Regions from separate parts of the Homo sapiens genome. Here all the other regions are linked to region 2. The links are chromatin loops, found by intact Hi-C in ENCODE. Cell type or tissue: Caco-2. All regions are shown on one strand.

Region 1 (8,000 bases), 67 kb before region 2:
CCTATTGATGATATTAAGTGAAGACTTTCTGTAGAAGCCACCTATGGATGAGCTTTTCTTTTTTAGTAAAGTTTTTTTGAGACAGGGTCTTGCTCTATTGCCCAGGCTGGAGTGCAGTGGTGCCATCTTGGCTCACTGCAACCTCTGCCTCCTGGGCTCAAGTGATCCTCCCACCTCAGCCTCCTGAGTAGATGAGACTCCAGGCGCCTGCCACCATGCCTGGCTAATTTTTGTATTTTTTTTATAGAGACGGGGTCTTGCTATGTTGCCCAGGCTGGTCTCCAACTCCTGAGCTCAGGCGATCTGCCTGCCTCAGATTCTGAAAGTGCTGGGATTACAGGCATGTGTCACCTGGCTCGGCCAAGATGAGCTTTTCTGCCATCCTGAAATTTTCTTTCCACTGCACTTGTGTGGGTCCGTAGTTAACAAAGCTTTTCCTACATGGAAAAACAGCAAATGTTCTTTTGAGAAAAAGCAGTAACATCAGTGATTTTTAACTATAAGTGAACCAGAGGCAGAGATGGCTTACAGATGACTCAGGTATGTGCTCTATGCTTGTGTTTTCAACTATGCAACTTTTGCCTGAGCAGGGAGATGAGAGCCAATCTTGCTGTTATGAGATAAAAGATGTCCTCTCAGATGGTTAATGTCATAGGTTTCACTAGCCAGCATTTGAATTGTGAATATTGCATTGTAAAAAGAGAAGAATGAAAATAAAAACAAGGAAAGAAGAAGATGGAGGAAGATTATAGGTTCTGTCTGTACGGTTTCTGGTAAAAGAAAGCAGTGGACTCTAGCTCCGGACAGAGGTATGTGCAGGGGATAGCTGCAGGTAGTAATTGAAATTTATGTAGACTTTGTCTAAACGGTGACCACCACCCACATTATCCCCATCATTTCCCAAGCCAGACATGCCATTATATGTGATATGATCACTCTCACCACAGGGTCTACTAGTTAGAGAGAGGTCTAAGATGGTTACAGAAATGCCTGGTGAAAACAAAGGACAAAAAGAACACTTTGATGCAGAGAAAGGAAAATTAGAATTGGTTTGCTGCAGGACCTCTGGATGCAATGCGTGGCAAAGTACGGGGTGTTTCCTGAGGCTTGCTTGGGAACATTTTCCCTCATAGCTTCTCTAGGTCGGGATCTACTTGATACAGAATAGAGAATTTTTCATGAAAATATGTGTCAGTGACTATATTCCACCATGATAATGTAGATTTCTTTCTTTTCAGATACAAAGGTGTGCCCTGTACAGCTACTAATGTAATAAAAATTAATAAAAATGATCATTTACTGAGTTATTACTATCAGCTGACACGTAATTTAAGGAAAGTGTTAATCACCAAAGAAACAGATACTGTACAGACCAAAATGACAGATACTCATTATATTATCATCCCTATTTCATAGAAAGAAAAATCTGAGGCTCAATGGGGTCAAGTAACTTGCTCAAGGTCACAAAGCTGGAATGTGAAGAAGCCCTGGTCTGTCTGACTTCTAATCCCAAGGTTTTTTTGTTTTTGGTTTTTTTTTTTTGAGATGGAGTCTTGCTCTGTTGCTCAGGCTGGAGTGCAGTGGCACAATGTCGGCTCACTGCAACCTCTGTCCCCTGGGTTCAAGGATTCTCATGCCTCAGCCACCCATGTAGCTGGGATTACAGGCGTGTGTGCCACCAGGCCCCCGTAATTTTTGTATTTTTAGTAGAGACGGGGTTTCACCATGTTGGTCAGGCTGGTCTCGAACTTCTGACCTCAAGTGATCCACCTGTCTTGGCCTTCTGAAGTGCTGGGATTACAGGCGTGAGCCACCACTCCCAGCCTAATCTCAGGGTCTTGACACCTAATACTATGAACTAGGAGTAGACATTTCCAGGAGGAATATCCTGGGGATTGTGTCTTTTGAATGCACTTATGCAGGATATCATAATTTTAATACACTTAAATATAAACATGAAAAAGCACTGAACCTTTGTTCACACTGGTCTACCAGTGTTCCTGGTTTCCCACGTACCAAATCCTTCCTATTCCTGAAAATGGGGCAATTAAGTCCTCTTCCCCTGCAGATTGTAGGAAGACCCTTTAACTCTGATCTTAGCCAGTGAATTTAGGGAATTCTGGCAAAACAAACTGGGACTAATGTAGGGTAGAAGAGGGAAAGCGTCTCCTTCATCCTCTGAAGGTTTGCTGAAAATGAACCAACAAAAGGCAGATTAATAGGAGAAAAAGGCATACGAAATATATTTAATGTGCATAAGCATGGAGAAATGGTAGGAGAATGATTACCCAATAGCCCAATGAGCTCCAGATGTTTGTATACCCTTCTTCATAGGGGAAAAGGAGATGAAGTTTATAGGAATGAATGATTTTCAGGGGAAAAGAATGAGTCCAAAGAACAGTGGCCCTGAACAAAGTTCTTCTGAGCTCTGGGGGAGGTGGCATAAACGTGAGGGGGGTAGAACCTCACTGTGAACCAAGGTTGTCCTATGCAGACAAAGCTTCCCAGGTAATCTCTCAGAGCCACCTGCAGAAGAACAGATGAAAAGTCTGTCTGGGCATGGTGACTACTAGTCTCTTTTCTTCTCTCTTTAATCTTTTCTGGTATTTGATAAGATTCCTAGGGAGAGGAGTCTTAAAATAATTGAATTTATTTTTCTTTTATGTTTTGTAGAGATGGGAGTCTCACTATGCTGCCCAGGCTGGTCTTGAAATCCTGGGCTCAAGCGATCCTCCCACCTTGGCCTCCCAAAGTGCTGGGATTATAGGTGTGAGCCACCATGCCAGGCCCAGTTGCATTTTTTTTTTGAGGGGGGCAGGGGAAAGAAGGTAAATGGCTCCTGTTAGGGTCGTTTTCTTTTCAGATAAGGAAATTTCAAAGAGATTTCCTCCTGGCGATTTGGGAAAGAGTGAAGATCAAAGAGAAGAGGGATAAGAAAAGGTCAGACAGAAACCTTGGTTCTGAGGTTTATTTTTGAGATCTTTGAATTTTCCTTCAAACAAAGCACTCGGCATGTCAAAGCATCATCTTTGGGGGTATTGTTTCTGCAACGTAACACTAAGTACCAGTCACCTCAGTCCCTGTGTCTCTGTTCTGGCAACGAAATCCAGTGGTGTTTTGGTGACTTGGTCTTGTTTTTTCTTCTAACTCTGGGACATGGATTCTGTGCATCTCATGTCCAAGTTTCTACCTTCATGACCTGCTTAGATTCTAGGTCTTTAGGGACTAGGACTCTCACTTGCCCTCTCTAGTCCCTTCCCAGAGCCTGGAATTCCACACTGAGCCCCTAAACTGTGGTCAGGCTTGGGATTCCTGCTGCCTGGCCTATGCCCTCTGCCTTCTAGGGCCTCTGATGGTGCCTGGTTCTAGATTCCTGATCCCCACATTTGGTCTGTCCATTGGGTTTCTGCAATGTGAAATTACAATATACAGTTGGCCCTCCTTATCCATGGGGTCCTCATTGGTGGATTAAACTGTAAACCAAAAGGAAAATTCTACCTATCTTGTCCAATAGTAGGTCATAAAATCTGCATTCCAGAAAGGTCTTGCCCTATACCTGGGAGGAAGAAATGCTACACAGAGAGGCCAAGAAGAATCTAAACAGGCAGGCCTTGCTGGGTGGCCTCTGTAAACCAAAAATAAAATTCTAAGCCTCCCAACCATCTGAATGAACCCCTTCTCTTAGCCAGGGGCATTCCAAAGTTAACCCGAAAAACTAGTTCAGGCCATGATAGAAAGGTGGAGTTGGACATGACTCATTATACCCTCCTCCCTTTTGGAATTCAGGCACAACTGACCAGCATTAACAATAAAATGCAGACCCTGAGACTGACAAAACAGACACTTTGTAGCAACAAGATACCAAATTCCAACCTGACTTTAGTGTAGCATCACATAACAGGTACCAGGACCTGAAAGAAAGCAAAGTATTTTAGCCCAAAATGTATTTATTTGACATATTTTGAAATGGCCCTGCAAAGCTGTCTCTTGTGGGAAAACAAACATTCTGTAGAGAATCCCTTTCCCTTTCCAAGTCCTTTGCTGATCCAGGAGATATTTAACTAAGAGTCTGGCTCCTGTTAGGGTTGGATAAGAGACATTTACCATCTATTCTCTGAAGCCTGCTACCTGGAGGCTTCATGTACATAATGTCCCCTTATCTTGACTACCAGAATTTCTTTCTGCTGACTTTAACTCTTGAGGCAGACCTTAACCCTTTCAACTAATTGCCAATCAGGAAATCTTTGAATCCACCTATGACCTGTGGATCATGTAATCCACAGTGCTGCCTTTAATCTCAGCACTTTGAGAGGCCGAGGCAGGAGGATCACTTGGGGCCAGGAGCTCGAGACTATCCTGGGCAACATAGTGAGAACTTATCTACAAAAAATAGAAAAGTTGGCTGAGCGTGGTGGCGCACACCTGCAGTCCCAGCTACTTGGGAGGCTGAGGTGGGAGGATTGCTTGAGCTCATGAGGTTGAGGCTGCAGTGAGCCATGATCATGCCAGCCTGCTGGGTGACAGGGCAAGATCCTATCTCAAAAAAAAGAAAAAGGAAGGAAAGAAAGAAAGAAAGAAAGAAAGAAAGAAAGAAAGAAAGAAAGAAAGAAAGAGAAGGAAAGGGCTTGGTGTCTCATGCTTGTATTTCAGCACTTTGGGAAGGGCAAGATGGGAGGATCCCTTGAGTCCAGGAAACTAACCTGGTGTGGTAAGACTCTGTCTCTTAAAAAACAAAAAAAGAAGTAGTAAAAATACTTTTAATAGATTATGGATATGTGTATACAATAATACAAATATAATATCTCAGGCTTCACAACAGGGTAAAGTTTCTATAAGTTGCCCTTACTGAGATTGGACATAACTTTAAGTTCCAGAACAGGCGTAATGTGAGGTTGGATACCCAGAAGCCTAAGAGGCTGAATTCTTTTTTTTTTTTTTTTTTTTTTAAATTTATTTTTTTATTGATAATTCTTGGGTGTTTCTCACAGAGGGGGATTTGGCAGGGTCATGGGACAATAGTGGAGGGAAGGTCAGCAGATAAACAAGTGAACAAAGGTCTCTGGTTTTCCTAGGCAGAGGACCCTGCGGCCTTCCGCAGTGTTTGTGTCCCTGATTACTTGAGATTAGGGAGTGGTGATGACTCTTAACGAGCATGCTGCCTTCAAGCATCTGTTTAACAAAGCACATCTTGCACCGCCCTTAATCCATTTAACCCTGAGTGGACACAGCACATGTTTCAGAGAGCACAGGGTTGGGGGTAAGGTCACAGATCAACAGGATCCCAAGGCAGAGGAATTTTTCTTAGTGCAGAACAAAATGAAAAGTCTCCCATGTCTACTTCTTTCTACACAGACACGGCAACCATCCGATTTCTCAATCTTTTCCCCACCTTTCCCGCCTTTCTATTCCACAAAGCCGCCATTGTCATCCTGGCCCGTTCTCAATGAGCTGTTGGGCACACCTCCCAGACGGGGTGGTGGCCGGGCAGAGGGGCTCCTCACTTCCCAGTAGGGGCGGCCGGGCAGAGGCGCCCCTCACCTCCCGGACGGGGCGGCTGGCCGGGCGGGGGGGCTGACCCCCCCCCCCACCTCCCTCCCGGACGGGGCGGCTGGCCGGGCGGGGGGCTGACCCCCCCCACCTCCCTCCCGGACGGGGCGGCTGGCCGGGCAGGGGGGCTGACCCCCCCCACCTCCCTCCCGGACGGGGCGGCTGGCCGGGCGGGGGGCTGACACCCCCACCTCCCTCCCGGACGGGGCGGCTGGCCGGGCAGAGGGGCTCCTCACTTCCCAGTAGGGGCAGCCGGGCAGAGGCGCCCCTCACCTCCCAGACGGGGCGGCTGGCCGGGCGGAGGGCTGACCCCCCCACCTCCCTCCCGGACGGGGCGGCTGGCCGGGCAGAGGGGCTCCTAAGAGGCTGAATTCTATGCCTCTGTAGTCCTAGTTTCGAGGGAGGATTGCACAGGAGTTTGGGTCCAGCCTGGGCAACAGAGAGAGACCACGTCTCAAAAAAAAAAAAAAAAAAAAAAAGAGAGAGAGAGTTGTGTTGGGATCCTAGAGCCTGATATCATTCTATGGAGGGAAAGGATTATAACCAGATTTCATGGGTTAATTCAATCAAAGCCATGGAAGTAGAAAATCAAAGACAGAGTGGGCTGGGCACTGTGGATTTCTGTCAATTCCTCTTGCAGACAGGACCTCTTTTGAAAGTCCCAAACTGCATATGTGGGCCCTCATTATCTGGCCTTTGGTGACATGCCCCTGACAGAGATAATAGCTCGACTACATATGTGAGTTTCAACCAGCTGTGTGTCCATGGCCAAGATACTTTGCCTTTCTTGAATATTTATATTCTCATCTTTAAAAGCGCGATAAACATGTCTATCCCTTTAAGACTGTTCTATTGATCAAATAAGAACATATATGTAAGTAAAAAGTACTTTGCAGAGATGTACAATGGAAAGAAAAGTCAATTTCAGTTCTTTTGAAATGAGTGCCAGTTTGGCAGAAAATAATAAAGTAACACTTGGTGTGTTTGGCATCATTTGGGGATTAACGAAAGTGAATTTTATGGTCAGCTAACCTCTTGAAATGCCAGTATAAGAAAATTATACTATACACAACTGACCGTACACTACATGAGAATGTCCCAAATGATCCCAAGGCAGGCACTTCATCCCCCTCCTTCATTCCTTGGAGCCAATTACCAATTAAGTTATATTCAAATTCAGAATTTTTCATTATTGTGAGGTTTTATTGTGTATGGACTTCTGTGTTTATTCCTTAAATAGTTGAAAATAATTTAAAATGTCTAGGGGTCTCGGTTATTATTATAAATACAATTGCAGCCAGGGGCGGTGGCTCACATCTGTGATCCCAGCACTTTGGGAGGCTGAGGCGGGAGGATCACCTGAGGTCAGGAGTTCAAGACGAACCTGACCAACACGGAGAAACCCCATCTCTACTAAAAATACAAAGTTAGATGGGCATGGTGGCACATGCCTGTAATCCCAGCCACTTGGGAGGCTGAGGCAGGAGAATCGCTTAAACCTGGGAGGTGGAGATTGTGGTGAGCCGAGGTCACACCATTGCACTCCAGGCTGGGCAACAAGAGCAAAACTCTATCTCAAAAAGAAAAAAAAAAAATACAGTTGGGATATGGTATAGGATGTTCTGTCTCTACAACACATGACCCAGACTATTATTATTTTTTTAAGACAGAGTCTTGCTGCTCTGTCACCCAGGCGGGAGTGCAGTGGTGCCATCATAGCTCACTACAGCCTCGACTTTCTGGGCTCAAGGGATCCTCCTATCTCAGCCTCCCTAGTGGCCGGGATAACAAATACGCACCACCATGCCTGGCCTATTGTTGTTGTTGTTGTAGATACAGGGTCTCACTCTGTTGCCCAGGCTGGTCTTGAACTCCTGGCCTCAAGTGATCCTCCTGCCTTGTCCTCCCAAAGTGTTGGAATTACGCGTGTGAGCCACCATGCCCAGCCCACTTTCCTTTTCCTATCTATGAATCTTCTTCCACCACAAGTGCTGGAGACTTTCTGAACCTATTCAGGTTCAGGGGCTGCTCAATTCTTGAATTATTCTTTGCTCAATTGAATTCTATTTAATTTAATTTGTCTAAGGTTTTTGTTTTCTTTTTCCTTTTTTTCGTTTTTTAGGCGGGGTCTTGCTCTGTCACGCAGGATGGAGTGCAGTGGCAAGATGACAACTCATTGTAGCCTTGACCTCCCAGCTCAAGTCGTCCTCCTGCCTCAGCCTCTTAGGACCAAGGTGTGCACCACCATGCCTGGCTAATTTTTTTGATTTTTTGTAGAGATGGGATCTCACTACATTGCCCAGGCTGGTCTCAAAGTCCTGGGCTCAAGCAATTATTCTGCCTTGTCCTCCCAAAGTGCTAGGATTACAGGCGTGAGCCACTGCACCTAGCCTAGCTTTTTCTTTTTGCAATTGTTACAGTGATGACCCCAAGGAGTCATCTGTCTGTGTCCA
Region 2 (8,000 bases):
AAGTACTGGCGCGTTCTCTGATAATAGTAAGAGCTCAACAAGTCGTGACAATTATTATGTTGTTACTAGATAGTTGGTCCAGAGTCATTTGTTTCGCAGGGGAGGGGAGGAGGGGTTCTGCTCGGGATTCGTTTCCTCCATCCTTTTAGCAACTGCACTTCTCTTTCTCTTGGGGAAACTGTCACTCTCTTGACTATGCCATTCTCATGGGTCTGCCTGTTTGCTGGCCACAGGGAGAACCTGTGATCCAGATCTGGCCAATCACAGTGTCTCGTTCCCTTCACCACAGTGATTGGCCTAAGAACAGGCAGGAGACGCGATCTGGACCAATCAGAAACTTACATTGAGGTATGTATATGTGCGTGTTGGGAGAAAAAAATTACTTTATTTTTCCTTCCAGTTTGCAAAGCTGGGCTAAGAGCAGAGTTTGTCACAACCAAACCTAGAGCTGGAGAAAAGGGGAAGTGGAGAGGCAACCGAAAATACCATGAGGTCTCTGAATCTACACCTCTTCTTTCTAGTTATTGGAATCAATGCATTCCAGCTTTTTGCTTCAACCAGAATGAGTTTTGTATCCCTGGTAACCCTGCCTAATGCAAGGACTCACTCAGATTTCCAGATTCTTATCTTAGTGTGTTGTCCTTTAGGTCAGCACTTTTCAAGAGCCATTGCCATCATTTATTCATTCGTCAAAATTATTTTGGACAGATTCCGGGGTGAAGCGGTCATGCTAAGAGAATAACAAACAAGCATGTGGCCAGTGTTATGAGGGCTTCAGATCCAGTCAGGGGTGCAAAATGAGAAAAAGCTAATCAAGAAAATAAAACAGCTGGGCGCAGTGGCTCACACCTGTAATCCCAGCACTTTGGGAGGCCGAGGCAGGCAGATTGCTTGAGCCCATGAGCTCGAGACTAGTCTGGGCAATATGGTGAAACTCTGTCTCTACAAAATAACACACACAAATTAGCCAGGCATTGGCCGGGCGTAATCGCTCATGCCTGTAATCCCAGCACTTTGGGAGGCTGAGGCAGGCAGATCAACTGAGGTCAGGAGTTCAAGAACAGCCTGACCGACCTGATGAAAACCCATCTCTACTAAAAATACAAAATTAGCTGGGTATGGTGGTACATGCCTGTAATCCCAGCTACTTGGGAGGCTGAGGCAGGAGAATTGCTTGAATTTGGGAGGTGGAGATTGCAGTGAGCCAAGATTGCGCCACCGCACTGCAGCCTGAGCGACAAGAGCGAAACTCCGTCTCAAAAAAAAAAAAAAAAATTAGCCAGGCATGGTGGTATGCACCTGTAGTCCTAGCTTCTAGGGAGGCTGAGGTGGGAAAATCACTTGAGCCTGGGCGGCCTAGGCTGCAGAGAACCATGAGCATGCCATTGCACTCCAGCCTGGGCATAGAGCGAGACCCCGTCTAAAAAAAATTAATTAATTAAAAAGAAAAAGCTAATGATGACAGATACCAACTGAGTTGAAGTGCTATGAGAGTTCAGAAAAGAGAGAGGGCTCATGCTTTTGGGGACTATCAGGGAAGCCTTTGAAGAGGAAGCAGGAATTTGAATTGGGCATTGAAGGACAGTTCAGATAAGTGTTTTTCTAGAGAGTGTGGTGGTAGGTGCAAAGATATCTAGGGCAAAGAGTTGATGAGGCACAGTAATGGGAGGTAAGAGTGAAGGTGAGATGGGGCTTTATGTACTCTTTGAAAATAGTTTCATAGGCTGGGTATGGTGGCTCACGCCTGTAATCCCAGCACTTTGGGAGGCTGACGTGGGCAGATCACCGAAGGTCAGGAGTTTGAGACCAGCGTGGCCAACATGGCAAAACCCGTCTCTATTAAAAATACAAGAAATTAGCTGGGTGTGGTGGCAGGCACCTGTAATCCCAGCTATTTGGGAGGCTGAGGCAGAAGAATTGCTTGAACCTGGGAGGCAGAGGTTGCAGTGAGCTGAGATCACGCCACTGCACTCCAGCCTGGGAGACAAGAGCGAAACTCTGTCTCAAAAAAAAAAAAAAGAAAATAGTGTCATAGAAGCTTAAAACATATTCAAACATAGAGAGAATAGTATAATGAATCACCAGCAGACATTGGCCAATTGCAATAGTTATCAATAAAACAATATCATTCTTGTTTTATCTACTCAACTGATCCTTCCTCATCATCCTCCCCACCCTCCCACTGAAATATTTTGAAACAAATCCCAGACATCCTATCATTTTACCCTGAAATACTTAATTATTATTGTTGTTATTATTATTATTTATTATTTTTTTTTGAGACAGAGTTTTACTCTTGTTGCCCAGGCTGGAGTGCAACGGTGCCATCTTGGCTCACTGCAACCTCCACCTCCCGGGTTCAAGCAATTCTGCCTCAGCCTCCCAAGTAGCTGGGATTACAGGCATGCACCACCATGCCCGGCTAATTTTGTATTTTTAGTGGAGATGGGGTTTCTCCATGTTGGTCAGGCTGGTCTGGAACTTCCGACCTCAAGTGATCTGCCTGCCTCGGCCTCCCAAAGTGCTGGAATTACAGGGGTGAGCCATCGTGTCTGGTTTTATTATTATTGTTGTTTGATACAGGTTCTTGCTCTGTCACCCAGGCTGGAGTGCAGTGACGTGATCATGACTCACTGTAGCTTTGAACTTCTGGGCTGAAGTGATCCTCCCACCTCTGTCTCCTAGATAGTTGGGACCATGGGCATGCACCACCATGCCTGGTTAATTTTTTATTTTTTTGTAGAGATAAGGTATCACTACATTGTCCCGGCTGGTCTAGAACCCCTGGGTTCAAGCAAGCTGCCTGCCTCGGTCTCCCAATGTGCTGGGATTACAGGCATGAGGCACTGTGCCCGGCCACATACTTAATTATTATTATTATTTTTAAATTAATTAATTTTTTTTTAGACGGAGTCTTGCTCTGTCGCCCAGGCTGGAGTGCAGTGGCGCGATCTCGGCTCACTGCAAGCTCCACCTCCCAGGTTCAGGCCATTCTCCTGCCTCAGCCTCCCAAGTACCTGGTACTACAGATGCCTGCAACCACGCCCGGCTAATTTTTTGTATTTTTAGCAGAGACGAGGTTTCACTGTGTTAGCCAGGATGGTCTCGATCTCCTGACCTCATGATCTGCCCGCCTTGGCCTCCCAAAGTGCTGGGATTACAGGCGTGAGCCACGGTGCCCGGCCTATTAGTAGTATTTTTTTAGATGGAGTTTCGCTCTTGTTGCCCAGGCTGGAGTGCAATGGCGTGATCTCGGCTCACTGTGACCTCCACCTCCCAGGTTCAAGTGATTCTCCTGCCTCAGCCTCCCGAGTAGCTGGAATTACAGGCTACAACCACCACACCCTGCTAATTTTTGTACTTCTAGTAGAGACGGGGTTTCGCCATGTTGACCAGGCTGGTCTTGAACCCCTAACCTCAGATTATCTGCCTGCCTCAGCCTCCCAAATTGCTGGGATTACAGGGGTGGGCCACTGCTCCCGGCCTGAAGTACTTAATTACTATCTTTAAAAGGCAAAGGACTCTTCTCCCAATATAAGCCCAATAATATTATCATCCCTAAAAATCCCCCAATAATTTCTTAACATTACCTAATTCTCAGTGTATGTTCCATTTTCTCCAATTGTCTCACAAATATCTTTGCGCAGATGGTTTGTTTGAATCTGGATCTAAAGACAGTACACACATGTAGTTGGTTATGTCTCCTGAGTCTCTTGCTACCTACAATAATTCTTACTATCCCATTTTAGAACTCTGTATTTGGTAAAGGAAGCTGATCATTTGTCCTGTGGAATTTTCCACATCCTGGATTTGGCTGATTGCGTTATCATGGTGTTGTTCAACAATGCTCCTAGGCTCCTTCTATTCCTGTAAACTGGTGATAATGAGGCCTGGAGGCTTGATGAGATTCTGATTCAGTTATTATTGTTATTACTTTTTTGGTGATGCAGCGGACTTTCCCATGCACCTCGTCAAGAGACACATAATGTCTGGCTTTCTACTTCCAGTGATGTCAAAGTTGATCAGTGAATTTTAGTAAAAACTGCTGTTGTAGTTTTTTAGACCCCTCTCTAAGATTCTGACATGAGTCCATGGGGGCTGGGCTAGTGAACAAATCTAATTCACAGATCCGGCTGCACTCAGAATCACCCTTCCTCTGGGACCAGGGAGTCATTGTTACTGGGCCAAGCTGACGTCTGACCTTTGAGAGCTTCCCTTGGGTGGCAGAATTTCCCAGGAAGCTATTCAGGCCCTAAGGCAAATAGGATTCCTGCTGGCCTGTCCCACCGGTCTGCCAGGCGAGCTTGAATCTTTGAATGAAGTGAGGATTCCAAAGAGATTTGTCAGAATGTGTGATACTAGATTTCTTTAGCAAGAATGCTTGTCACTTTGCTACTTTCCAGTGGAAAAAATTTCCACTGATTGTGTCTAAAAATGCAAAAGAAAATGGAGAAGCAAGGTAATTTCACACGAAAATAGTCAGCAATGGAAACTTACTATTAAACAACACAGGAGGACTTTTACTTTACGGTCTTGAATTATACAACTTGCCCTTTGAACTGGATAATTTGATTATGTAGTCAGTTCCCTTGGGCAATTCAGGTTTGTGCCCTAGATTATTACGACTCCCCTCACCCCCGATATATGAAGATAATTGTGTGAGCTTCAGACTGACAACCTCTAGCAGAATTTGGGTTGCAGTCGGTTTTAAATGTAGGGAAATTGTTTTATGTAGATGGCTTGATGAATATGGTAATTTAGTTTTTAATTCATTTGACTCAGTTGAGAAAAAGATTTCAGCTTCGGAAATTAATAAACTCATACATGTTTGTGTCTTTTATATATGATTTTGAGGTCCTTTGCCTCACATACTGTGCTGTGCTTTTTTTTTTTTTTATTCCCTCTTAATGTCTTGTGCTTTGGGTTGCTTCATTTCTGTGTCTGCCCTGGGGCTTGTTCTGTGTCAGGTAACATGCTGACCTTCTTCCTGGCTTGATTTCCACATTCAGGAAGGCTTCTTTTTTTGCCCAAAACATTTGTTTTGTTCACAGATGGTATTATAAGGTTTAGAGAAATGTCATGGAGTATTTCACATAGTTTTGCGCATCGTTTTATAAAGTGAGTTTCTCAGATTTATGTATCCATCTTGGCCTTCTTTCTTTTTCTCTCTCCCTCCCTGAAAGCTGAACTAGACTGAGAGCCACTCGGGGGAACTTTGTTTTATATACATGGTTGTTTCCCAGTTCCAAGCTCAGTGCCTGGCCCATGGCAGGTGTCCAGTGAATATTATGGGAGGAGTTAATGAGTAAAAATGAACTTTGAGAATTTTCTTCTCTCTTTCTACCCTCGAATTCCCCAAACAGGGCACCCTTGTTTATACTGGGTTTTAGGAAACTAAATATCAATGACAGCCCACTCCTTTTGCTTAGAAAGATTTAGAGACTTCTTTTTGTTAGGTAAATGCTCAGCTAGATTCAAATCACTAACTCCAATTTATAGGTTAAGTTAGAATCAGGATGGAACATTTTGGCTCAGGGCCATGGCTATGAAAAAATTTCCAAGGCCAAAGTCACAGACAGTGTCACTGTATTCACTTCCTGTGGCTTCTGTAACAAATTACTACAACTGAGTCGTTTACAACAGAAACTTATCCCCTCATAGATCTGGAGGCTGGAAGTCCAAAATCAGTGTTACTGGGCTGAAATCAAGGTACGGGCAGGGCTGCACTCCCTTCAGAGGCTCTAGGGGAGGAACCTTGCCTTTCCAGCTTCTGGTGGCCTCTGGCTGTGCCTCATCAATCATATTTTGAAAGTGGGTAGACAGAAAAGAATATAAAATTTTAAGTTAGAAGCCAGGCGCAGTGGCACATGCCTGTAATCCCAACACTTTGGGAAGCTGAGGCGGGCAGATCACTTGAGGCCGGGAGTTCAAGACCAGCCTGACCAACATGGCGAAACCCCGTCTCTACTAAAAATATAAAAAATTAGCTGGGCATGGTGGTGCATGCCTGTGGTCCCAGCTACTTGGGAAGCTGAGGTGGGTGTATTGCTTGAACTGGGGTGGTGGAGGTTGCAGTGAGCTGATTTGACACCACTGTACTCCAGTCTGGGTAACAAAGCAAACGTCTGTCTCCAAAAGAAAAAAAATAAAAATTGAGTTAGAAACATGCCGTTTAAAATGTGTATTTGGGCCTGGTGCAGTGGCTCATGCCTATAATCCCAGAATTTTGGGAAGCTGAGGTGGGAGGATTGCTTGAGGCCAGGACTTTGAGACCAGCTTGGACAACATAGTGAGACCTCCATCTCTACCACAAAAAAAAAAAAAAAAAATTAGCCAGGCATGGTGGTATGCACCTGTAGTCCCAGCTACTGGGAGGCTGGGGTGGGAGGATCCCAACCCAGGAGACTGAGGCTGCAGTGAGTTATAATTGCAGCACTGTACTGCAGCCTGGGTGACAGTGAGATGCTATCTCTAAAAAAAAAAAATAAATAAATAAAGGCTCTTTGTAGCATAAATTGCAACTATGGACTAGCAGCCAGCCTCCCCTCCTTTCTTTTGGTGTGTACACCCCTCTCCCTGAGGTTTAGCAGGTAGAGGCTAGAGTTCCCAGGTAGAGGCTACAGTGCTCAGCCTCTTTTTTACAAACAGTTGAGGCTATCTAAGTTCTTACCACTGGGTTGTGAGTTGAAGTGAGGTGTGCAACTTCCACATCATTTTCTTAAAGAGAAATTGCTCACCTTTGACTTCCTCCCCCTTTCCCCTCCTTTGGGAAGGAATGCAGATGCTATGGTGAGCCAGTCTGACCATTCAGGCAAGGATCCCTCCCTACCAGGTGGTGGAACAATGAGAATGAGGACCTCCTGGAGCAGAGTGGCCTCACCACCCTGTACCCCACTGCGCTCACCTCTGGAAATGACACCAGAATGAACTTCTGTATAGTTTATTTATTTATTTACTCATTTATTTATTTTGAGACAGGGTCTCTCTCTGTCACCCAGGCTGGAGTGCAGTGGTGCATTCATAGCTCACTGTAGCCTCAAACTCCTGGGCTCAAGCGATCCTTCCGCTTCAGCCTCTTGAGTAGCTAGGACTACAGGCATGCACCACCACACCAGGCTAATTTTTTTTTTTTTTTTTTTTTGAGACAGAGTTTCGCTCTTCTTGCCCAGGCTGTAGTGCAATGTTGGGATCTCGGCTCACTGCAACCTCTGCCTCCTGGGTTCAAGCGATTCTCCTGCCTCAGCCTTCCAAGTAGCTGGGATTACAGGCATGCACCACCACACCTGGCTAATTTTGTGTTTTTAGTATAGATGGGGTTTCACCACGCTGGTCAGGCTGGTCTCGAACTCCTGATCTCAGGTGATCCACCCGCGTTGGCCTCCTAAAGTGCTAGGATTACAGGCATCAGCCACTGCACGCAGCCCTTCTGTAGGGGTCATCATTTTGGGGTCCCTTTCTTATAGCAGTGATATGGTTTGGATGTGTCCCCACCCAAATCTCATCTTGAATTGTAATCCCTATTTGTCGGGGGAAGGATCTGGTAGGAGGTGATTGGATCTTGGGGCCGGTTTTCCCCATGCTGTTCTCCTGATAGTGAGTGAGTTCTCATGAGATCTGATGGTTTTGTAAGTGGAGGTTTCCCCTGCTCTCCTTCCTCCTGTCGCCTTGTGAGGAAGGTATCTGCTTCCCCTCCTACCGTGATTGTAAGTTTCCTGAGGCCTCCCCGGCCATGTGGAACTGTGAGTCCATTAAACCTCCTTTGTTTACGAATTACCCAATCTCGGATAGTAACTTTATAGCAGTGTGAGAGTGGACTAATACAAGCAGTTCAGTTTATACCTGTACCAATATACAGATGACACCAGGAAAGAAGCAGATTTCTTGGTTTTAACTACTACTGTTTGTCTATTTAGTAAGGCATGTTGGACAACAGATACTAATATTACTTTGCATTGCTGCTGTTTCTGCCTTTTTTGTTTTTTCTTAGACAGAGTTTCGCT
Region 3 (8,000 bases), 72 kb after region 2:
CTGTAATTTCAGCTACTCTGGAGGCTGAGGCAGGAGAATCACTTGAAGCTGGGAGGCGGAGGTTGCAGTGAGCGGAGATCTCCCCACTGCACTCCAGGCTGGGCGACCAAGCAAGACTCCATCTCAAAAAAAAAGAAAAATTAGCTGGCGTGGTGGCATGTGCCTGTGGTCCCAGCTACTTGAGAAGTGGAAGTGGGAGAATAACTTAAGCCTGGGAATTTGAGGCTGTGGTGAGTACGATCGCACCACTGCATCCCAGCCTGGGTAGCAGAGCCAGGCCCTGTCTTCAAAAACAAAAACAAAACCCACAGTTGCTGGAGCTGGGTTCCAAGTGGGGGTTGATGTGATAGCCATGAGCGAGCCCCAGTCAGGGCCTGTGGGTTGCTCCCCACATGGTCTGGGGAGATGTTGGGTGGAGTCTCCGGGGGCTGCCCGGCTGCTTTGTGGCTTTGCCCAGGAAGACCTGTGTCCAAGGCACATGGGGACACTGTGGGTATTCACTGTGATCAGTAACTTGTCACAGTTGCTGTTAGTAGTGAAAATCTGCTCTCATAGCCCCTTGGAAGAGTTTCTTTTCTTTTTTCTTTTTGAGGAGTGCAATGGCATGATCTTGGCTCACTGCAACCTCCACCTCCTTGGTTCAAGTGATTCTGCTGCCTCAGCCTCCCAAGTAGCTGGGATTACAGGGATGTACCACCATGCCCAGCTAATTTGCAACCTGCACCTCCCTGGTTCAAGTGATTCTCCTGCCTCAGCCTCCCAAAGAGCTGGGATTACAGGGATGTGCCACCGTGCCCAGCTAATTTTGTATTTTTAGTAGAGACAGGGTTTCACCATATTGGTCAGGCAGGTCTTGAACTTCTGACTTCAGGCGATCCACCTGCCTCGGCCTCCCAAAGTGGTGGGATTACAGGTGTGAGCCACTGCACCTGGTCCCCTTGGAAGAGTTTCAGTCCCAATTGGGGAGGAGGGGGAGAGCTGGAGGGAGGTGGGGAGAGGCAGCTGCATTTCACCTGGGTTGGCGGGGCAAGAAACAGAGGAGAAGGCAGAGGGCAGGGCCTGGCCGGGGCATGCCTGCACCTGCTTCCTGGTTATTTTCAGCTCCTGGTATCCTGGGCCTACCAGCTCTTCTTCCTATCGTTCCGCTACTCTTGTTTTTACTCTCTCCCGCTCACTGCATAGAAATATTTGGTCTTGGAAATACAGAATTATGAGATTGCCCTGAAAACACTTCGTTGATGGAGGTGTTTGTCCTGATGTCTGAACCAGTTGTGTGAGGGAGAAGAGCACACGCTTGCATTTTTGCCTCCTAAGTTCTGTGCCATTTGCTCTGAGCAGAGACTGGATGTAGCTCTTGGAAAAGATGGATTTGTGAAAAAAAATGCAACATGTTTGCTTCAATTTCAGTAAATGATCATTTCAAAGATATAAAGCAGTGATTTGTTTAATTTAAAAAGTCAATATTAAACAATATTCCATAATGTAGAGGGAAAATTTTAAGAGGGAGGGTGCGGATGTGGGGTGTTTTATCATTCAAGGATCTTGTCTCAGGGAGGAGCTGAATTGCTCTGGGAAAAAGGTCTCACCTTTAACCTTACTTAAAGTCCAGGCTGCCTGTAATCCCAGCACTTTGGGGGGCCGAGGTGGGCAGATCATCTGAGATCATGAGTTCGAGAACAGCCTGGCCAACATGGTGAAACCCTGTCTCTACTAAAAATACAAAAATTAGCCACGCGTGGTGGCAAGTGCCTGTAATCCCAGCTACTCAGGAGGCTGAGGAAGGAGAATCACTTGAACCTGGGATGCAGAGATTGCAGTGAGCCAAGATCACACCACTGTACTCCAGCTTGGGTGACAGAGTGAGACTCCGTGTCAAAAAAAAAAAAGTCATAGGCTTACCCTGGGCCCTCTTAGAAGGAACAAAGCCCATCACACTCCATATACCAGTTGCTTCTGGTAGAACAGAGGCTGGGCATGTAGCCCCTGTGTCTACCTTAGGTAGCAGATTATAGAACATAGGCCCAGCTCAGCTTGCTTTACAAGACGAATGCCCCGATAAATGTGTTACTCATCAGAAAATACATCAGTCTTTTTTTCCTCCACCTTACGGTTCTGGAGGTCGTGATGGTAATGAATCCATAAATGCCATGTGGACTTTAATATTGCTCTGCAACCAGACACTGCCCAGTATGATGTGACAGTCTGTGGTCACTTCTAGCCTCTTCTTGATTTCTCCAAGTACAGTATTTCCTTTTCTAAAATCGGCCAGCCTATTTTTCTTCCAGACCAAGTCAGGGGTGAATTATGTGACCTGATCTCCTGCCTTTAGTACCATGATGGGCAAATTTCACTGAACCCAACTCCTGTCTGAACTTTGAAATGGTCCATGCTCCTCGGCGTACCCATCTGCAAAAAGCCTCCCTGACTCTGTGGTTGATGGTGAAAATGTACCAGGTGAAGCTGCTCTCCTCTTAGAAACCTAATCCGTTTTTGAAAAATTGACCTATGTATACTCAGTGTTGTTGTAAAGATGCTGTCTCTCTGTCCTGCTTGGAAACGCACAGTCCTCATCTTCTAAGGTAGAGAAACGAAGATGATGGGACATACGTCCATGGTTAGTATTGAGTTCTTGAACCTATCAGCCCATCTGCGGCACCAAAGAAATCCCCAACTCAAACATAAATAAGGAAGCTATGGGCTATGGGGCTCTTGTGTGGCAAACTGGGTGTCAGTCATTGTTAATGGACCGTGGCCAATGGGAACCTTTCTGCCTCTTTTATCTTTACCCTGGAGGTTTTTTTTTCCCCTAATGAAAATGTGCTGGGGGGAGGGGGGGTGGTGGAAAGAGTTGGATGATAATTTCCTTTCTTTGCCTCCTGTTTGCTTCACCTGGAAAGTTCTCCTTTAATAACAAGAATGGTGGGCCTGAGTGAGCGGCTACCTTGATGTCTGAGACAAACCCTCTCTGAGAATGCCAGACTTCCACCAGGGGAAATTGCAAACGGATTCCCTCCCCCAGCACCCCCACCAAGCAAGCCACCACCACTTAGCTGCACTCTTTCTCTTCTAAACCCAAACCCTTGAAAGCTGCAGATTTTCAAAGAAGTAGGGTGTGTCGCTGCAGCTGCTGCATCAAACAAAAGCAAACAGATTAAATTAATTTAGCCTTCAAAATCAGTCCCATTCTCTAATTCATAAAGTACTTCAAACACGGTAAGAAATGTCATTTCCCAGATGATTGGGACTAATTCACTTTATCTCTTTTTCCTCTTGCATCTGAATGCAAGCTATGTAAGACATACCTCACCAGTCAAAATAAACCGCTTGTTCCAAATGCTTCCGCCAGTTTTTAATAAGAATCTTCTCTGCTCTGTACAACAAACTCAGTTTCTAACGCACTTCAAGAGAGCTATGTGCAAAAAAAAAAAAAAGAAAAAAAAGAAAAAAGAAAAAACAAACAAACAAAAAAAGAGGAACAATGTACTCATTACAGTATGTTAAGTTGCCAGCACTAGGCAATTAAAAGGTACGGTCTGTAGGAACGCTGCAAAACAGAACAGTTAGCTTCTTTGTCTTCTCATTAACAAGATTGTTATTTTACCTCTCTAGGTAGGAAGCTTAAGAAACAAAACATTCTTGGCTTCTAAGTCACTCCAGGAAAATAAAGAGTTGTTGACAGCTAGGACTTGTGGAAAGAACCATTTATACTGTAAATAAATTTGCACATCCTTGTGGTTGTAATAAAGATAATTCCGTATCCATTCTATTGGACTAGATGCAGAAACCATTTAAAGAAACATCAAAGTCCTCCCGGAGCAAATGGCTCTTGTCCTGCTGACGCCGTCACCGCTGAGACTGCTGAGTAATGCCTCCCCTTGGGACCCAGAAATTTGGAATTTTTCCTGCAACGTGCTATGTTGTTGAGGCCACAGACTAGCGCTGGGAGGAACCACGGAGACTCTTTTACTTGCTCTCTGCCTGGGCTCTTTAATGCTTGGCTGTCGTTTAAAAAATGATGACCCAAATCTTTGCCATTTGCCAAGTGTGAGTACTTTGTGGTAGAGAGGAATGCGGTTCTCTTTGATTCTGGAATTCCTCCTGGTTTCCCTGCGTGGGTGGAAAAAGAGCCAAGAATGTAAGTCATTCGGATTCTCTTATGTTCTAAAGAAACAAAATGAAACAATCTATCCTTATACAGATTTTTACATTTGATGCTGATGAGCTTTCCTTTCACAAGATAGATACCTTCATCGTTTTTCTTATGCTTTTACTAGAAAATGTAAAACCTTGATTTCCTTTTAAGTGAAATAGAGGGAAAAAGTCCTTTTTAAAAGAATAGGCACAAGGGATGTTTTTCTTAATTATAAAGACAGTATTTAGAGTAAGATAAAAGTATAATTGCAGTTGCTTAAGGCTTGAACAGTTTTCAGGAAAAAAAGTCCCGAATGTTACTTTCTCAGTCAATTTCAATAAATTTCTCAGGGGTCTAACATTTATTTCAACCCCAGCCATACATTTTCTTCCTAAGTGGTCTTTTGCATTGACAGTATGTAGTGTGAGAGACTAATAAGATGATCGTGCAATTCCAGTGATATTCTGGTTTGCCTATCATTTAATGATTATCAATTAATCATTTAATACCCTTTAATGGCCAACTTGATTTTCAGGGTTTTGTTAGATAAGACCATACAGTGCTTTGTTAATTAAAACGTGATCTTGGGAAGCATGTAACTTTTATACAAAATAAACTTTTATACAAAGCAGAGCCTTAAATTAGCAGTTTTTGATGAAAGACTTCCTTGAAATATCCTCTTTGAAGAGAAAAAGAAACCACGTTCAGCTACAGAGACCCAAACTCCAAATACCTTGAAAATCAGATGTTTTGGTCCTTACTAAGACACATTTAAGAGCATTACAAAGATATAGCTGGACTGTGTTTATACTTTTTTGGAAGAGAAACCAAGTCTGGGCATTAAACTTATAACAGCAATTATCATCTGCATATGGGTTTAATTGTAAAACAAATAAGGTTTTTCTTTTTCTTTTTTATTTTTATTTTTGAGACGGAATCTCGCACTGTTCCCTGGCTGGAGTGCAGTGGCGTGATCTCAGCTCACTGCAACCTCTGCCTCCCGGGTTCAGGCGATTCTCCTGACTCAGCCTCTGGGATTACAGGCGTCCACCACCACGCCTGGCTAATTTTTTTGTATTTTTAGTAGAGACAGGGTTTCACTATGTTGGCCAGGTTGGTCTTGAACTCCTGACCTCTTGATCCACCCTCCTTGGCCTCCCAAAGTGCTGGGATTACAGGTGTGAGCCACTGCGCCTGGTCTGGTTTTTATTTTTCATAATTGCCATCATCATGACCCAATTTTGGTGTCAAGCCCAGTGCTGAGTAGGAAGGATAACACGTGACTTCTGACTCTTGTAGGCTTCTTCTTCTTCTTTTTTTTTTTTTTTAGACAGAGTCTTGCTCTGTCACCCAGGCTGGAGTGCAGTGGTGTGATATGGGCTCACTGCAACTCCTGCCTCCTGGGTTCAAGCAATTCTCCTGCCTCAGCCTCCTGAGTAGCTGGGATTACAGCCATGCACCACCACGCCTGGCTAATTTTTGTATTTTTGGTAGAGACAGGGTTTCACCACGTTGGCCAGGCTGGTCTTGAACTCCTGACCTCAAGTGATCTGCCTGCCTTGGCCTCCTAAAGTGATGGGATTATAGGTGTGAGCCACTGCGCCTGGCCTCTCTTAGCCTTCTTAGACCCCCTTACCTTCCCCCCACCCCCATTGCACTCCTTTCTTCTCTTTGCCCAGTATTTCTTCTTTTAGGTGCCAGTGGGATCTACTGAAAACTGATTATTTAGAGGAATTAGCAAAGAAAGCCCTTAAAGACAGAAATAACTTTACTGAGGTCTAGGAGAGAGGAATCTCTAAGAACCATTACTGGCATCTGGTGTGGGTGTAGCGGTGAGGAGAATTTTCCCTTCCCCTCTGAAGGTTCCAGTCTGCTGAAATGAACTGACAATAGACAGATTAAAAGGAGAAAAGGCATGCAAAGTTACTAACATGCATAAGCATGGGAGCCGTGCAAAACTATGAGACTCAAGGAAGGATCAGATGGTTGAGGCCTAAATATACTCTTCATAGGGGAGAGGGAAATGGGGGGTGTAGGTACTTTTAAGGGGTGGTAAATAATTTTCAAGGGAATTGGATGAGCCCAAATAATAGACAATGGCCTGGGACAAAGTTCTGAGCTCTGGGGGAGGTGGTGGTAAGGTGAGGGGAAGAACTGCACTGTGAACAAAGGTTGTCTTATTATGTAGATAAAATCTCCTAATAATCTTTTGGAGTTACCCTCAAAAGAACAGAAGAAAAGTTTGTCTGAACATTGTGATGATTTTAGTCTTTCTCTCCTCTGGTGGTTAATTTTTCTTGGTTATTTGATAAGATTCCTAGGAAGGGGCTATTAAGACAATTGTATTTTTTTTGGAAGAAGTTTTCCTCAATCAGATAAAGAAACTTCCAGAGTGAACCTCTGCATGTGCTTGGCTTGTAGGGGCAGGGGTTGGAGAAAGAAACAAGAGAAGGTTAGAAAATTTATTGATTCTGAGGTAGCTTCTAAGGTTTTCCAATTTCCTTTAATTCAAAAATGCTCAGCATACCGGAGCATCATATTTTGCAGTGCTCTGAGCCCCAACATTGAGATGGAGGATGGTTCTCTTTACTCTGACTACAACTCATGCAGTGGATAGACTGTCTATGCTGACAGCAGGGAGAGTGGTTCCAATTTCCCACAGACATTTTAGTGTGGGTGTGTTTGGGTGTCACTGAGGACCACACAGCATCACATGGCCCTCTTGGCCTTGCTTCCTTATTAGATTCTTTACAACCTGCTTTCTTCTAAAATGGATTTATAAAACACCCATAACAGGGTAAAGATCAAGAGAAAAAGTTAGAAAAAGGTAAGTCTAGAGAAGGGGTTGATGAATGTTTTCTGTACAGGGCCAGAGAGTAAAGAGTCTTAGCTTTTTGGGCCTTGTAGTTTCTGTTGCAATTATCTGCTGTTGTGCTACAGAAGCAGCCACAGACAACAGGCAAGTGAATAAGCATCTTCAATGGAACAATAAGCAGGCACCAGATTGGGTTTGCCCTTTGACTGTAGTTTCTGACCCACTATCTAGCCTCAGAATATTAAAATTAAACTAAGGAAAATATATTTTCAGTGAACTGCATAATTGAAGGGTCTGTATCATCATTCAAAGGGGCCCAAATTTAGTTGTGAGTTTCCTAAAGCTCAAAGCAAAGAGTAAGACCAGGCTTACTTCCATGAGATTAACACACGCTGGGTGCTCTGGAGAAGTCCTGACACTGTGGTTGTGATAATCTCTTAAAGGCCCTGAGAAAGGGGGCATTACACCAGTAAGGGACAACGTCCACAGCATTACATTTTCAGTAGCCAGTTTCATATATTTGCTGTTAAGCAACTAAGTGAGCCAAGGGCACAATTCCAAAGCATATTTTAGAAAAACAAATTTGAGGACAAAAGGCACTTCAGTCCTATTGCTGCTGGTTTGGGTTGAAATTGACATCAAATGGAGATCATTTAGCTGAGCAATGAGCTGCATGCTTGTCTTCTGGACAGTCCTTCATGATCTCCGTGAATACTGAGTTGCTCCTCTCATACCCAGCTGGTGTCAGGATTCCCCTGCAGCTGTAAGGCCCTCATTTGATCAGGTGCAATTATGTTCCTGCTCATTCTTTCCAGTTTGGGAACAACCGGGCTTAAGTCCTGATTACTGCCCTATCATAAAATATAAAAAGGGCCGGGCTCAGTGGCTCATGCCAGTAATCTCAACATTTTGGGAAGCTGAGGCGGGTGGATCACGAGATCAGGAGTTCAAGACCAGCCTGGCCAAGATGGTGAAACCCTGTCTCTACTAAAAAATACAAAAATTAGCCAGGCTTGGTTGTGGGCACCTGTAATCCCAGCTACTCGGGAGGCT

What was found. Hi-C counts contacts between places; a loop is a spot of excess contacts. Peaks named below come from ENCODE experiments on the same cell type or tissue, not always from the same donor. Only the 100,000 strongest peaks of a DNase experiment are listed, where the experiment ranks them.
Region 1: it touches region 2 in a loop (4-fold over the local background); 4 of 110 quality-filtered maps call a loop at or near these places.
Region 3: it touches region 2 in a loop (3-fold over the local background); 18 of 110 quality-filtered maps call a loop at or near these places.

What each region holds. Positions count from the first base shown.
Region 1 is chr10:21,428,157-21,436,156 of GRCh38, reverse strand. No RefSeq gene overlaps it. Among named protein-coding and RNA genes, the nearest start is that of LINC02643, 59 kb to the right of the region's middle. In Caco-2, no CTCF peak of the experiment used is centred here; a DNase peak (open chromatin) is centred at 3,656.
Region 2 is chr10:21,360,845-21,368,844 of GRCh38, reverse strand. It overlaps LINC02643 (long intergenic non-protein coding RNA 2643), which reads left to right. Exons shown (of 5, transcript NR_155751.1): 3 at 290-348. Among named protein-coding and RNA genes, the nearest start is that of LINC02643, 8.1 kb to the left of the region's middle. RefSeq lists enhancers at 4,982-5,577, 5,578-6,175. In Caco-2, no CTCF peak of the experiment used is centred here; DNase peaks (open chromatin) are centred at 275, 2,634, 4,244 and 6,812.
Region 3 is chr10:21,288,965-21,296,964 of GRCh38, reverse strand. It overlaps a transcript of NEBL not described here. Among named protein-coding and RNA genes, the nearest start is that of LINC02643, 80 kb to the left of the region's middle. RefSeq lists enhancers at 1-135, 3,634-4,397, 3,228-4,427. In Caco-2, no CTCF peak of the experiment used is centred here; DNase peaks (open chromatin) are centred at 2,934 and 3,914; H3K4me3 peaks cover 781 bases.